Regions from separate parts of the Mus musculus genome. Here region 1 is linked to region 2. Evidence: chromatin loops called from intact Hi-C (ENCODE). Cell type or tissue: left cerebral cortex. All regions are shown on one strand. Each heading gives the region's core, and the rest is flanking DNA. Links, peaks and the distances in the headings are about the cores only.

Region 1 (8,340 bases), core at 260-8,259, 1.4 Mb after region 2:
GACCACAATACTCTGGTGGCAATGGTTTGGAAGCCCAGTGACTGAGAAAGACCACGTACTTTCCACCACATGCACACAAATCCACCTTGAGCCAACCTGGTCTGAGAAATGTTTCCCCTAATCTGCCCACGCTCATCCTTATTCTGCTCCTAGACCCTCCCCCACCCCATCCTTGGCTGTGGCCTTCACCTTGAATAGACTGTTCAGACTCTCCTGACTTACCCCCTGTATCTCCCAGAACCCCAGCTGAAGCAACTTGAATACCTACACCTCACTTAACCGAGTCATCCTCTCTCATAGAACTGACTGAAACTTTAGCAATCAGCCCGACATCTGGAGAAGCTGGTAGCTTCTCCGTGAGGACCCAGCCCTAACAAGCAAGAGACATTTCTAACGTGACTTGCTGACTTAACATCTGGAACCAGAGCGCCCCTCTGCCTGTGGAGCAGAAGTCGGGCTACCATCTGCCCTATGGAAAAGGTGACATCAATCACCCACTCGGGTCTGGCCCTCTGCTGTCACCCTCCTCATTTCTGACTCAAATACTCAGTTGCTGTTATCATGGTGGTTTTTGTTCATCCTCTTTTTGCCTCTACCATCTTGACACCCTTAGCTGGAAGAGGCTCTAACCCTAACAGACCCATGAGACTGTCCAAGAGATGGTACAGAAGTGGCTGACTTCAGCACCCTTGGCTGGCTTGGTTAGACATTCAGAAAGAGCAAAGTAAACGAACTGTGTTGTTCCCTTACTGAGTCTTACTGAGTCGGTGAGTGGAAAGACAGGCACTCGGACCCTTCATAAAACACAGACAGCACTACATCGTCTCAAGGTCAGGACCACTGTTCTTGCTTCCAGTGTACATACATAGGCCTTCTCTTTAGGGGAAACTGGCTAGATTTCTGTATTTATGAGTTATGTGATAAAACACCGTTGTCTAATCCGCTATCTGACTAGACGGGGTGTCCAGTCACAGACCAGGTCTGCCATCTCTGATAAGTCACCTCACCTCAGCCCAAGCCTAGCTCCTCCACCTGTAAAATGAGCCACTAAGGAGATCTGGGCTGAACCAGAGCATCCATGTCGGTTGCTGCTCAGAATCACTATCTTACGTATTCCCTGGATAGACACTCTTATCACAAAACAGCAGTGTGGCAGGGAGGCCACACTTATTCTGAGTTCAAGTCTGAATTCCAGTCTGGATTCTGTCACCTGCTAGCTACTAAGGTGAGTAGAAATGATGGGTTATCCTGAGTCAGCACTCAAGTTTTCACACAAACATGGAAAAATGGTCTCTAACCCAGAAAGTTAAAGAAAAAAAAAACTCTCCTCACTCTGGAGTGCTCCTCATGATGTTGGCAAATCAGCCCTGAGCCGACGACCTGTTGAACACCCTCCCATACTCAAACACTTGAAAAGAGTTATGGAAGCAAGACTTAAGTAAATACATACATGGATAATTATTTTTGACAGTGTTATTATACACTGTGAGACCTTAGCTATAACTATTGAAATTAAGCCAACAAGGAACCTGTGACATCTTTTATGTCATTTATCCACTCAAAATACACTTCTGAACAATATTCTATGCAGGATGCTGTGTGTGTGTGAGGTGAATGTGATTGGCTGATCTCCGTGATGTTGTGTGTGAGATGGGCGTGATTGGCTGATTTCCATGATGCTGTGTGTGTGTGTGTGTGTGTGTGTGTGTATGTGTGTGTGTGTGTGTGTGTGTGTGTGTGAGAGAGAGAGGTGGATGTGATTGGCTGACCTACATGATGCCGTGTGTGTGTGTGTGTGTGTGTGTGTGTGTGTGTGAGAGAGAGAGAGAGAGAGAGAGAGAGAGAGAGAGAGAGAGAGGTGGATGTGATTGGCTGATCTACATGATGCTGTGTATGTGAGGTGGATGTGATGGGCTGATCTACATGATGCTGTGTGTGTGAGGTGGATGTGATTGGCTGATCTACATGATGCTGTGTGTGTGAGGTGGATGTGATGGGCTGATCTACATGATGCTGTGTGTGTGAGGTGAATGTGATTGGCTGATCTACATGATGCTGTGTGTGTGTGTGTGTGTGTGTGTGTGTGTGTGTGTGTGTGTGTGTGAGGTGGATGTGATTGGCTGATCTACATGATGCTGTGTGTGTGAGGTGGATGTGATTGGCTGATCTACATGATGCTGTGTGTGTGAGGTGGATGTGATGGGCTGATCTACATGATGCTGTGTGTGTGTGTGTGTGTGTGTGTGTGTGTGTGTGTGTGTGTGGTGGATGTGATTGGCTGGTCTACATGATGCCGTGTGTGTGTGTGTGTGTGTGTGTGTGTGTGTGTGTGTGTGTGTGTGGTGGATGTGATTGGCTGATCTACATGATGCTGTGTGTGTGAGGTGGATGTGATGGGCTGGTCTCTATGTATGTTTATAAGAGAGCAACGTGCAGAAGCACCTGTCACCCACAGAGCTCTCCAAGTGCCATGAGAGACAGGTGGAGGAAGGAGAAGTGGGGACTCTTCCTGGCTGGAGACAGAAAAGCACAGCGACGAGCAGGACCCCAGTAATTAGAGATAGGTGCTAGGGTCTCCTAGAAAGTAGCAATGGCGGACTTCAGCAATGTATACAAGAGCCTAACCTGGGTCCACCTGGACAGTTCCATCTGGTGGCCTTAAACAATGGCAGGGGCCCAGGAAGTACAATGATCAGATGGACTCCAGGTCATGTGGCTTTGCCTCCACTGATTTCGGGCCTCTCTCCACAAAGACAACACAACAGAAATCTGAAAAGGAAGATGGCAATCCACATGGCACCCAAATGAAAAGCTTTCTCCAAATATCTCCAACGAGGTCACAAGACTCCAGGACTCTCAGATGCGGTGTGCTGCATGCATCTCAGCATAGAGAAGTACATGACTGCCTGGCTGAAGTTCCACTTCACTCCACCCAGATTTTGTGGAAGCAACACATCTATAAAGCACAACTGATTCCACCACCCACCCCCGAGAAAAATCCCTGCAAACTGTGTGTCCCCCAAAACGATTCCTTTATTCTCAATGTCTCCAAAACCCAGGTCTCAGAGCCAGCCCCGGTAACACATAAGCTGATGAAATAAAAGTGTTACATTCATGTGTTCCTTAGGTCAAGGTGGTAGTGAAAGCGCTGGCACGTGTCATGAGAGTTAATAGACCCGATTGCCTGTCCCTCTGAGAGGCCTGGCTTTAAATCCAGGTTACATCATGAGTTGGATTGGTGGCACTATCTGTCTCCTGGGAATACGTGTTTGGTTTGTGAAGACGACACATTCAGTATAATTAGTATTCACTGGTGTGGTCAAAGCCCCAGAGAGCTGGAATTCCTATGTACTATAGCCAACCTTCTCTCCTTTTCCCACCCCCCCTCTCTCTCTCTGCTTTTCTTTCTTTCTTGAGGACTGTGGGGGCTGGAGACCTGAGTGAATTTACTCCAGATATCATGAGTTCTCCACATAGAATCAGCTGAAGGCAATTTTCAGCCATTGCTGTTAGAGTATCTAGAGCAGCGGCGACTGTCATCTAGCCAGCACCCAGCCCCCGCACAGGACCACTGATTACACAGTGTGGGTTTCACATAAAGACTTTTCTGGATGAGGCCGGCGGCTGAAAGGGGTTCTGAGCATCTAACAGAGCATCTGCTAACAACCATTAAAGTCATTATTGTTCCTTAGATAAAGCAGGGCACGAACACACAAACAGAGGAGTACTTGCTCACGACATAGAAAGTGTCCTCTCTTCCCAAGCATAACAGAGCCTCTTGTGTATCTTAAACCTGTTTAATTCCCATTTTAGGGGGTCTGTGACAGGCGTCGAGAGGAAGCTGCCAAAGCCATCACTATATTTAGCTGTTTATCACACATCAGCTCAAGGTGGTGTGTGCTGGTAGACATGCCACAAAGCAGAGAAAATGGAAGCTCATGAGTGGGGGGTAGGGGTGGAGAGCGGGGGCGGGGCAGGCAGAAAGCTTTGGGAAGATTCGGAACAGGGAGAAAACTATGATTCTAGTTGTGTCATTTCTAAGTCAAAATAAATAAATGAATGAATGACTACCAAGCTTCTAGGCAGAGTCGTGCAAGGCGATTTTAAAGTTAAAACGGACAGTGAAGAGGTAACGGCAGATTCCGTGGCCCCGAAACAAAGTGGGGGCAACCATTGGTTTCTATGTCCTTGGGGCTGTTCAGTGTGTTTTCTGAGGGCTGTCATCTGGGGACGAGAGAGAGAGAGAGAGAGAGAGAGAGAGAGAGAGAGAGAGAGAGAGAGAGAGAGAGAGAGAGATCTTTAATTTCTCTCACCAAAAGTTGTATGTGCCAGTTTGAAATTCCTGTTTCATCTCTGTGGTCTCCAGATAAATAACAGTCCTCAGGGACTGTGTAGCACATGCCAAGGCGGAAAGGGAGCACCACCGGGCCTGGAGATCAGGGCGGCTTCCCCAGATGCCATCTCCAAAGGGACACCAGTGCTTGGCTTCCCCGATGGTGGCTGATTCAGCGGAGAGCTTCACGTAGAAGCGGCTTTAAGGTTCTCAGGGGTCCCCGACCTCATTAATGATTTTAGGAGAGAGAGGGACACAAGCATGCGAGGGTACCTCCTCAATCCCACGTCCCAAGCCCCGACATTTCATTTTATCTTGTCATTTGTTAAAGGTTTAAGAAAATGGAAACTAATTGCATGTTGCTCTTAAAAATCAGTTTTAAAAATAGTCGGACACAAGCCTGCCAAGTCTAGTGTAACCGTGGCTGAGAGCTGACCCCTAATCAGCCCTCCGGATTGATTCTGGAGGGTCATTTGTATTTTCCTTCCTAACACGCTTCTCTCTCACCATCACTCCCAACAAAACACACTAGTTTAGAATTAAGATCCTTGCTGAGGACCAGCAGAGAAACATAGATGGGTAAATAGTGCCACCTAGTGGCCTGTACGATGCTCAGAAAAAGGAACCTCACGCCCCATTGTGGTTTTGGGGACTGCAAGTCCCCATTCTCACCCTCTGTCATCAAGCATGGGAAACAAAATTTTTCCTCTAGGAGAGAGCAAAAACAAAACAAAACAAAACAAAACAAAGCAAAACAAAAAACCAAAAGCAAAGACCAAACTATACTGTTTCTCTTCACTTAGCCAGGCTTCCAGTCACCTAGTGGGGATACTTCCCAAATCAAAACGAAAACAACAGCTAGCATTTGCGGATGACCTGAGCCAATGTTGTAAAATGCTTTCTTTCTCCAGCTCCTGACAGCTAACCATCTACATGGTCTGATTGTTTTTCGACTGGGGTGACAGCACTTCAGTCTTGGATCACAGCCCTGGATTCTGACAGTGACGCAGTGAAGACATGATTCGCTTCTCCCAGCACACCGCGGCCCTGGGGGCTGGATATGTATAGCGCAGAATAATTAGATCCACATTAAGCATTTACTTAGGGATACAAAAAATGAACTGACAAGAATCCTATCCCCCAAGAATGTATCCTCTCCACGATAATTTAAATGTGTAGAGTACTTCAGAGCGATTACCATTTGAAAGTATCTCCACAGTTTGATAAGGTAATTACGGTACTGATTTTAGAAATGATGTTTTATGATTTGTCCAAGGTCATAAAGATAAGAAGAGGCAGCTGTCCAGATTAGAGCTCATCACTCCACCACAAGGTGCCTCCTTCCCGAGGCAATTGATAGAGATTCCTAGTTTTATAGTGGAGACTGGGAGTTGGGTACTGAAGTGGCAGAGAGCTGACTTGAAGATTGCTGCTGTCGGGCTGAAGAGTCAAATGCTCTTCTTTGCCTTCTCCACGTCCAGAGAAGAATGTTGCAAACCAAACATCTCAATAGAGCAGATTAAAAGAAATCAGTTACATTCTCTGAGTCTCAGAAAAGTAAAAAGTATAAAGAATTTTCCTCAGCCTAAAGAAGGTGGGCACACACACACACACACACACACACACACACACACACGCGTGCGCTCACACACTGAGACACACACATACGCACATGAATGCACATACTCTAGCACTATTACATATTAAAGTGAAAGTGGTAAAAGAGGACATCTTTCCCCTAGCCACCCTAACAGGACAAAGATAGCATTCATCTCTCTCTTACTTAAGGTCATAGCTAGTGCAATAAGACAAGAAAAGGAAATTAAGGGTACATGTGTACTAGAACAGGGAGAAGCAAACATCTATTTAGGTAGCATGATAGTAAAGTAGAAAACGCCACAGAAACTTAAACTCTAACAAATAAGCTTGATGAGGTGGCACAGTACAAGTCAGAGATGAAAGTGATTGCTTCCTTATCCACCAGCAATGAGAAGCCGGAATCTAAAATTAAGGAACAACACTATTTATAATTCTACCAAAACCAATAACGATAAAGACACAATCTAAAAAGAAAAAAAAATGCACATAAGTTCTCCATAGGAAAATTATCTTTAGTGTGGAAGAAGAAAACGCTTTCTAGTACATAAAAATAAGGCAAGAGAACCAAAGATAAAGTCTAATCTTTCTCCTTACAGAGACTGGGGTGGGGGTGGGGGGAGTTCTGTCAGAAGTCAAACCATTTCAAACACCAGGCTAGCAGCCTGTAAGGGGCTAGTTCTTCCTCTCTCCCTCCCTGTAGTCTGCTGAACAGAGGACCAGAGTGTGGAATACTCACTCACAAAAGCAAAGACGAGCACACAGAGGAAAATAGTAAGTTGGGTTTTGTAAACTTATTTTTTATTAAAGACTTTCTTGGCAGGTGGCTGAAAGAAGCATGCGCCGACTGGGTGATGTGCTCAGAAATTGTGATTGACTGGTGTGTGTGAGGTCTGTAATGGTGCAAATGAGAATGGCCTGCGTAGGCTCTTAGGTGCACCCTCCCTCTGTCCCCCCCCCAGCCCCCATCCCCACCTTCCCGGTTCCCCCCTCCCTCCCTCCCTCTCCTTCTCTCCCTCCCTTCCTCTCTTCCCTCCCTCTCCCTCCCACTCCCTCTCTCCCTTCCACTCCCTCTTCTTCCCTCCCTCCCTCCCTTCCTCTCCTCTCTCTCCTTCCTTCCCTCCCTCCCTTCCTCTCCTCCCTCCCTTTCCTTCTCCTTCTCCCCCCCCCATTGTTGTCTCAATAAGTAAGCCCTCAGCTCCTGCTTCAGTGCCTGCCTGCCTGCTGCCCATGCTCCCTGCTCTGATGGCTGTGGACTCAGCCTCTGAACTGTAGGCTAGCTCTCAGTTAAAAGCTTTCTTTTGTAAGTTTCCCTGATAACAGTAATGAGAAAGGAACCAAGTCAGAGACTCAATGTTCAGTTCCCAGCCTCACCAAAACAAACCAAACAGAAGTGTTGCATCATCTCTCAGGCTCCAGCAACATGCGGTTTCTCCTTTCTCCTACATCTTAAATATTTTCCTTGTTTTCCATTAAAGAGGTCATTTTAGCTTCTTGAATGGAGCAGAGGTGGACTTAAAGTCTCCTGTTCATCTCCATACAATACACCACAGAGATACATAAGTTTACGTCATGGATCCATGGACAGTTTGGGCCTTGACTTGGGTGCTTCATGCTCTAGTTGCCTGGGTATTTGTCTATCTGCTTCACACATGCTAATTCATTTAATATTCTTATTCTTAATTTGTGTTAAATTAAGACAAACAAATCAATTTCTTAAAACATAAACAAAAGGCCATTTCTTCCCCATGAAAACCTCTTTCTTTCTTTCTTTCTTTCTTTCTTTCTTTCTTTCTTTCTTTCTTTCTTTCTTTCTTTCTTTCTTTCTTCCTTCCTTCCTTCCTTCCTTCCTTCCTTCCTTCTTTCCTCCCTCCCTCCCTCCCTTCCTTCCTTTCTTTTTTTTTCATTTGGGGGGGATTCAGTTTCTCTGTGTGTTGCCTTGGCTGTCCCAGAACTCTGTACTAAGCTGGCCTTGAACTCAGAGATCCACCTTCCTCTGCCTCCTGAGTGCTGGGATTAAAGGTGTGTGCCACCACCACCACCCAGTGAAAACTTTCTTTTCTTTTAAATTTTTCACATTTATTTTCTTCAGATGACCAATGACTTACATTACAATTTTATATTCTATTCCTTCAATCTTTAAAGACAACGCTTGGAAAAACAATACACATTGGTATTGTAGGGATCTAGTACAGATAGAGAGGCAAGTTTGTGTTTATTAGCTAGTTCACCAGTTAAGGAAAGGGCAGAGAGAAAGAGAACCACAAAGAAAGCCCTGCTTCGTGCTGCTGGCCAGTTTCCATGTGGAAGCCCTTTCGTGGTAATTGATTGTGAAGCTCAGCGTCCCTGGAACTTTAGCAACGGGCTTTCAACCAGCCAGGAGAAGCCAGCTTTGGCTTCTACAAAGCCCC
Region 2 (8,340 bases), core at 212-8,211:
GAATGTGGAACTCTGGGTCTGAAAAAGAATCCGATTTTCCCACTGGGCCTTGTCTCCTGGAGAAGTCACTTCACTCAACTTTGGTTTGTGGTAAACAAAGCACTTAAGAAAATAGAATTAAGAAGGGTCTTTTACAAATCATCTTAACAGCCCTTTAATATGGAGCTCTTAAATGTTATGCCTAGTAGCTTTTAATCAAATACAGTCTTCAACTTGAAAAGGTTATGTAAGCCTAGAGAAAATTAAAATTACTATCAAAGAATGATTGGCTGTGCTCCTTAGTAGGAAGGCTTTCAATGATTTGACACACCTGTCTTCTAACAGGCACACATAGCTTTACATGCAGTCCTTTCTGCAGTTAATGAGTGACTCCTTGTGGGCATTTTATAATATTTTTCAAAAACTTGCTTTTATATTGTAACCAACTCTGCCATATCATTCATAGAAACATTTAAAAATTTAATCTGTGTAGGAGTGTTTTGCCTGTGTGTGTTTGTACCATGTGTAGACTGTGCCTAGGGAGGCCAGAAGATGGTATCAGATCCCCTGCAACTAGAGTTAACAGATGATTTTGAGGTGCTATATGGGTGTTAGGGATCAAACTTGGGCAGGGCTTAGTGGATGAGCCATATTTGTAATTCTGAATTTTTTTTAAATTTTATTAGTTCAAAGGGGCAAATAAAAGGTTAGTAAGCCATAATGCTTTGGATATCCTCCTCATCTGTGGACTCCTAAAGTGTATTTACCTGCTTGCTAACATAAAACTTCAATACTCAACACGCTTTGCTGGTCATCTCTAATGCCATGTGTTCAGATAAGGCATTAGAATATGTGCTGTGTTCCTATTTGTAATTTCTCTAATCCTCCTAACTATAGTGGTTAAGTACTATGTTTCTCAAAACAAGAAAGGCTGTATATGACAAAGTTGGGCTACACTGCTTCCAAGTTTACTATTACAAAACACATAAGGCTTGTTCAAATAGAAGCATGTGACTAGAGAGCCTCACAACCTGTTCCCCTAGGAACAGTTTTTTTCTTTATTTGCTGTGAATAAGAATGAGACATACCTTTGGACCTCCCCCCCACCCCCCCAGCATGGGGGGGATTTGAGAGAGTTAGTTACATAAAATTTCTAGAATCTGTAGTTTTCTTCACACTCAAACTTTAAGGATTTTACGAGAGGGTGCATGATAGGAAATAACCTTTAGTGACCTTGAGTGAATCGAAACACCTTGATCTCTGCAAGCCGAGACATTAGCTCAAAGTGCACACAGTGTAAAGTGCTGACAGGTTAAGTGCTACAGGGGCCGCTGGCTAGGGGTTTTAGCTCCTGACCTGCACAGGTCAGCTTACATACTTTAGTATTGGCCGTCTAACTTGGGTGGTTTATAGTATGTAAAATATTAATGGTTGAGGTTGAAAATCAAAAGCATTTAACTGCTGGGATTAAAGGTGTGTGTTACACTTGGCTCTCAAGTTTTAAAATTGAGGGAATTTTACAGTCACATAAGCTTGGTCATAACTGAAAATCAAAACAAAGGAACAGCTTATCAAGTATTTCCAAGGGACTAGCTAAATAACAAAATTGACAGGATCTATACACTGGAAGGTTTCTATTACAGCTTTAATGTAGCTGGGTGGGCTGACAGAGATCTACTGCCAAGTGGATCTCTTGAGTTCAAGGCCAGAATGAGCTACATAGCAAGTTGCAAGACAGCCAGAGCTATATAATAATTGAGACTGTCTCTCTCTCTCTTTTTTTTTAAATTGTCTTAATTTATCAAAATCTGAATTGCCCAGTGAAAATGCCTAAAGTACAGTGTTCAAGTACCTTGGGCCAGTTGTACCTTGAGTTTTACCTCCCAAAGGTGAGAATCCCATTTTCAATAGTTAATGTCTGTCTCAATTGACTGTAGTGGGGTATTCTCAGAGCAAGGCCTTAGCCTTGGAAAAATAACAAGTGCCAAATTTCTTTGCTAAGTCAGCAATGAACAGCATTTATAGTCTAATGTGTGTAATCATAATTCTTGAAATCCTTAAGTTTGAACAAAATATACCAAGACACTGATTTAGCTTTTGCCAAGCAATTTTCATGGGTTATAGCTCTGAGGCATTTTTATTACAAAACATGCTCATAAGTAGACTAATGGACTTAAAATTCATCAGATTACTTTATTTTTTAGCTTGTCCTTCTAGTAAGTCTTTAGCTTCATTGATTTTGGCTGCTATATAAGGAGATCCTCCTATAGAAGAAAGGGGATGGGGGAGACACAGTTTAGAGCACAGATTCTAAGTCTTGTCAGAAGCATTTCAAGGATTCCAGGGTGTAACAGAAATGGTATCTTCATTAAGAAGCAACTATGATACTATAAATATGTCTCAAAATTAAAGGGTAAAATATCAGATCGATGGGAAATGAGATGTTTTCACACAAAAGTTTACCATTTTTCAGAAATCTTTTTTTCAGAAGTCTAAATAGGATTTGGCTCCTCCCACATACACACTTAACAGAACTCTATGCTTACTCATTACTGCATATGTGGATATAATCCACTGTTCTTCCCATAGGCTTCTAAGCTAATGTTGAAAGACTTATCTGTGTACCATTCTATAATGCTTCAGTTTTCCTCTCAATATTAGCTGACTCTTTGTAATGTCATCTAGATTTGCTGTCTACTAAAGTGATGGAGCAGTGTGGTCCTAACCCTATCAAAGAGGGGTCATCAAGAGGATTCTGGTAGAATGTGTATATGTGGACTCTACTACCATCCAGAACAGAATACTTCGAGGTCTGCAAGCTAAATTCTTTACATTGTGAAGTCACATACTAAACAGTTCTATTTAAATTTCATGTGCATGACAACAGATTTTTGTGGTCTGCTTAAAGAATCTGTTCTTACCAGTTAAAGCTACTTTGAAGTCTGTATTTGAATAAAAGCAAATACAGCTCATAGGTTTCCAAATAAGTATTCTGTCACAAGTGTCCACACATTAAGAGGCCCCTTAAGTTTTTCTTAATTAAAATTTAAACTTGGTTATTTATGAGTCTAAACAAAAATAATGCAAACCTAAAAAGTAAAACTCAAAACATAGCCGAGTTGGGGTGTGCTTCTTAAGCTCTGCTTTTGGGAATGAGGGAGGGTGGTCATAAGGTTTAGGCCAACCTTGGATGGCCTAAAAACAAACCAACCAAAATATCTAGCAGAACTGTAACCCGTTATTGGAAGACATTCTATCATAGACACAGAACCTAAAAGTAGTAGTAATGTTTACCGCTCCTGCCAAATCACAGTAGTTCTTACATTGTTGTTCATTATATCTTTATTTTGGTGAGACATGGTGTCACTGCAGAGAACGTCACCATATGTACTGAATTTCACTTAAGACACTACAATGTGATCCACAACTGGGAAACTGCTCACACACAGACATTCATAACACCAAGAATTAGCTATTCCATTAACAGTCCAGTATAGTAATAAAAGTTGCTTACCCTTGTCTGGGTGATTTAATAGCATAATCCGGCGATGAGCATCCCTGATCTTCCCTTTATTGGCAGTAGGGCTAATTTGAAAAGGAAAACATACTTGTTGCTTTAGTTTGCTTTAAGAAAACAAAACACCATGAACTATTACAGAAGTGAAGTTAAACATTGAGAACAGTAAAGCAACACAACTGAGAAGCTGTGTGTGAGACAGTAAAATGTGCTTCGTAAGAACCAAAAGTGCTTTAGATGTAGTTAACATCATAACCCTCATTCAACGCTTAGTTTGCATTCCAGAGTAGACTTTAGATTACTCCAGGCAGCAGTGAGCACTGTCCCAGTGTTACACGTGTGAGTTCTATCCCCAGCAACTACTTCATTCTCAATTACTACTAGGAATTACCTTACCCTACATCTCAGAACTGAGTAGACATCTTACCTTACACCTAATATTAATGCTGCTTCCCGTTTTGTCATTTTGGGTTCAAATCCACCTCTGTAGTACCCACCACCGAATGCCTGAAAGAAATTGAATTGGAAGAAAAGATTAATGAAGTAAATGGAAGTTGGTTAAATCTGTAAAAGAAGTGGTACATTTCAGGGAAGTACAAGTGTACTTCCCAAGGCACTTTAGCTTGACCAGGGGTAGCCAACTATTTTAAGATGTGTTAAACACCCATTTCTTGCAACTAAACTGGAACAGTGTCTTGAGAACATAAGATGGGAGGGGGGGAGGGGAGATGAGTGAATGGCAGCCACTCTCATCCATATTCCAGACAGAAACTTGATCCCCGTAAAACAGGAGTTTCAAAAGGTCTCAAAAGACGACCTGGAGATCTCGAAAAGATTCAAGGCAACAACTAAAATAAGACTTTATGGTAGGGACATTTATGCCATCAGAATCTTAACCTTAGTAGAGATCATGTACAACAAGGCCCTATGCTCCTGCCCAAGCTCCATGACATGGCCTCTCAAAGTCCTGACTAGCAGCAGCTTTGTGCTTTACACCCAGTTCAGAGCCGTTATCTAACATCGCTGCAAAGCTATCCTATGTGACAAAACACGAGGGAAGGCAGCTGGACAGATAAACCTGGGTCAACAGTATATGTAGTAAAATTAATTGCTAACTACCTGCTATCGTTCTAAATCTGCAAAGGCCACCCACCCTCAGTTGTCACATGTGAAAACCAACTCCCAGTGTGGCCCATTGCAAGGTTTACAACTCCACACTGAGCTCCATGGACCTGTGGAATTCACCTTACAGGCAAGCTCCAGGCTTCAAATACAGGCAAGTTAGTTAGCAAGAAGGTTCACTTACAGATTTTGGTAGGCTCTGAAAAACTTGTTTTACTTGAGGCTCCACATGCTTCATGGCTTGTAAAACATAACGGCCTAAAACCAAAAGCAACAGAATAAGCAAATCCATGCATAACCAGTCTGCTCCACCCCCAACCCACAGACAAACCTGCAAATCCTGCAGCAGCAATGGTCAACCCGACTGCTACCACTGTGCTGGCCTGTAATGGAGGAGAAGAGCAAGTCTTTACTACTCTTAATTGCTACCTATTCCGCAGCCAAACTCATTACGACCTTCATTTTGGTGAAAGGTGGGTTCTTTTTCCCTTTTGGGGCAGGATTAGGGATGGAACCTAGTGTGTGTCTCATGCTGGTAAGGTGCCTACAACTCCAGCCTTTCTCAAAGTTCCAACACTTTTATTCTGAGGTGGAGTCTTGCTAAAATTGTCCAGGCTGCCCACGAATTTGCGACTAGCTCTCTAAGCAACTGGGACTTTACAGAGTGCAGCACAGGGTCTGCTGGAAGAAACATTTTTTTTTCTAATAGAAATATGTCTTTAAAACTACTGCAGTTGGACGTGGTGCACATTGGCGGCTTGCATTTAGTCCCCGGACTTGGGAAACATTGGCAGGTGAATTTCTGTACGTTCTGGGACTTCCAGGACTACAAAGTGAAACCCTGTTTAAAAAAAAAAAATTAAACTACTGCAATTTTTATCCACAATTTATTGTCAGAGTATGGGATTTTCACCAAGAAGAAAAGGGTAAGTCATCTTTACCCACAACAGTAAGATGGTGATTTTTCAGCCATGGAAGAGAACTTTAACCCTTGGGCATTGGAACCCCTTTCTAGTTTAGACAAGACCGGTGAAAATAAGATTTCTGCTGGATTTGGAAACAGTGCTTGCAAAGGCTCCCTGATCCCATAAGGTATTTCCACCGTAAAGAGGGGAGGAGTGCGGAGATGGTAGTGGGGTAACAGCCCGACCTCCTAGGAGGCACAAACGTGTGCCTGCCTGCAAGCAGATAAGGGGTGTCAGCTGGAGCCACCGGAGGCCGGAGTAAAGGTCAGTCTCCGTATCCGCCCAGCGCCCCTTCGGAGCCCGTCAGCGCCGACCACTCACCATGACTCCACTCCGCGGCTCGGCACCGCGCGCTCATCCCAGCGCGAGCCCACCGCCACGGTACAGCTGTGGAGAACGACAGGGCCGAGCCAGCGATGCCGCCACTTCCACTAGCGCCGCGCAACACGGCAGCGGCGCCGTAAAGTGCGTCGGAACTGTCGCACAAAGTGCCGCACAAAGGGCCTCACCAACTCCGGTTGACGGAGAGGTCGGACTGGGGCGGGACTGGCCATGCCCTCTGCCCGGGATTCCTGACTTGCAAGTCCAATATCCGGCCCTAAAACAGGCTTTCCCGCTAAAACCTATCTCCCTAACTTTGCTTTATATAGGTTATTCCGCCCACCCCGTGGAAGTAGCGTTGTTTTTCACATGAGGCATTTATTTTGTCTTCTGTGCATCTTTTGCTACCCTGGGCTGTCGCCAGTAGATGTCAAGAAGCCACAAGGCTGATCTTCATGGCCTGCAGAGACATCTTTCTTCTTCTGGCTTGGAACGTAGTTAGATCTATAAACATCAGAAACGATATGGAAAATGATTTTTTCCAGTCTTTTTTTTTTTTCCATCTTCCTTCCTGATGTCTGCTTCAGGCTATGTAGATTTGTTCACTAAAAATACAGCTCCTGTTGTGTGTTCACCATGAATTTTTTCTCTCCTGTTTTAGCCTGACTTACTATTTGTGTAATTAAAAGAGCTTCTTGTACCTGTGTTGCTCACAGCATGTGGTTGTTTGGCCTAAGCATGGCAAATGCACTTGACTAGAAGGAAAGTGACTAGGAGCTGTCTTTTTGCATAAAGGCTGTAAGTTGTGAGAATATAAAAGCCATATGTGACCCCAAGGGAAGCTAGAAACTAAGGTAGCTGTTCTTTGTCAATGAATTCCTGTTAATCTTGCCAGTCTTCGCCTGCTACTTCCCCAAGCTTCTCCCCTTTGTTGTCAGAAGACCATTGTGTGAATGTATCATATTTTGCTTATCTTTCCGTTTCTCATGGGTTGTTTCTGTGGTGTAGCTGTGGGGAGTGTCATGTCTGTGGGCATGGATGTACAGAAACTAGGCAGAGACTTATTCCTTTCTCCTGGCTAGGTGGGCAGACATGAAATCCAGGCATGCTGTGAGGATTGGACTTTCACTTGTCGTGCTTTGAATCTGAGCTGTCTCTCAGAGGCTCATGCATGGATTCGTGTGTGTGTGTGTGTGTGTGTGTGTGTGTGTGTTTGTGTGTGTGTGTTAAGAACTCATGGCAGGGATGTGTTAGAGGTAGGGTATTGGGAAGGTAACTGGATCGAAAGGCTCTAAGAAGATGAGTGGATTGATCAGTTGGTTCTTGGCTTGGTGGATGGTGGGAGGTGATGGGGACGTAGCTGAATCATAGTTATGCGGAGCAGGTTCTTGTCTCTAGCTCCTCCCTTTCTTTGCTTCTTGGCCATCATTCATCTCTGCTGGTAGGTCCGACATTCCCCATCCTAAGGTTCTGCTTCACCACACATCCAGAAACAATGGGATCAGACGACTATGCCTTGTCAGCTCTGAGACTGTGAGCCAGTTATTTTTCCAATGTGAGGTAATTCTGTCAGTCATTTTGCCACAGCAAAGGAAAGGTGAGCAATGTAGTTACTGTTATATTCCTGAAAGGGAAGGTAGTTGGTGGATGAGGGCCTCGATCCACATCCATATTTGATAGTTTCTGGGTTTTTATTGAATTGCAGGCATCCTAATGAGTATGAGGTGGTAACTCATTGGACTTTTGACTTGAGTTTCTTTTGATCAATAATATGGAGTGCCTTTTTATATGCTTAATAAATATGTATATGCATCTTTGGAAAAAATGTCTATTCAAGTCTTTTGCCCTTGCCTTTTTTTGGGTAGTGATTTTTATTTGTTCAGATTCAGGAGTTCTCTGTGTGTTCTGGGTATCACTTCTCATTTATATGGTGTGCTATTATTTCTCCCATCTATGTGATGCATGTTTACTCTGCTGGTAGTGTGTATCGAGGTTCAGCATCCTAAAACTTTTTATAAAGTCCAGCTGTCTGGCTTTTTGGTTCTTTGTTGTTGTTCTGACCTGAGCCTTTGAGTCTCACACAAAACCATGGCATGAATGATTTGCCCTAGGTTTTCTTTTAGGGATTTTGTACTTTTCAGTTTTGATCCAGTCTGAGTTGCCTTTTCTGTTCAATACATTGGGCAAATGGCTCCCTCATTTTGCATACATGTGAGTAGTGTCCCAAGCACTGCTCGTGGAGATAGCTCTTTACTTTTTAAATGGTAGAGGTGAAGGAGAGATTTCAGAAACCGCCTGTGGGGAGAGTTCTAGTGAGCATCTGACATCTTTTGTTGTTGTTGTTGTTTTCTAGGACAACCATAACAAATTTCCACAGGCAGGGATGTTTATGAAATAGAAATGTTTTGGTTTTTCTTTTTTAATTCCAGAGGCTGA

The links. A loop is a pair of places that touch in the nucleus more often than their neighbours do. Peaks named below come from ENCODE experiments on the same cell type or tissue, not always from the same donor. Only the 100,000 strongest peaks of a DNase experiment are listed, where the experiment ranks them.
Region 1: a loop joins it to region 2, with 2.5 times the contacts of the local background. A loop is called at or near these places in 2 of 42 quality-filtered maps.

The regions. Positions count from the first base shown.
Region 1 is chr3:35,477,597-35,485,936 of GRCm38, forward strand. No RefSeq gene overlaps it. Among named protein-coding and RNA genes, the nearest start is that of Gm38512, 76 kb to the left of the region's middle. In left cerebral cortex, for the core only: a CTCF peak has its summit at 4,935 (motif pointing left); DNase peaks (open chromatin) are centred at 3,642, 4,522 and 4,919; H3K4me3 peaks cover 500 bases.
Region 2 is chr3:34,075,282-34,083,621 of GRCm38, forward strand. It overlaps Dnajc19 (DnaJ heat shock protein family (Hsp40) member C19), which reads right to left and starts at 6,073. Exons shown (of 6, transcript NM_026332.4): 1 at 5,905-6,073; 2 at 4,950-5,001; 3 at 4,803-4,876; 4 at 3,924-4,003; 5 at 3,494-3,564; 6 at 2,004-2,243. The coding sequence starts at 5,907. The coding sequence ends at 2,173. In left cerebral cortex, for the core only: no CTCF peak of the experiment used is centred there; DNase peaks (open chromatin) are centred at 4,706, 5,261, 6,054 and 6,690; H3K4me3 peaks cover 1,937 bases; H3K27ac peaks cover 1,431 bases.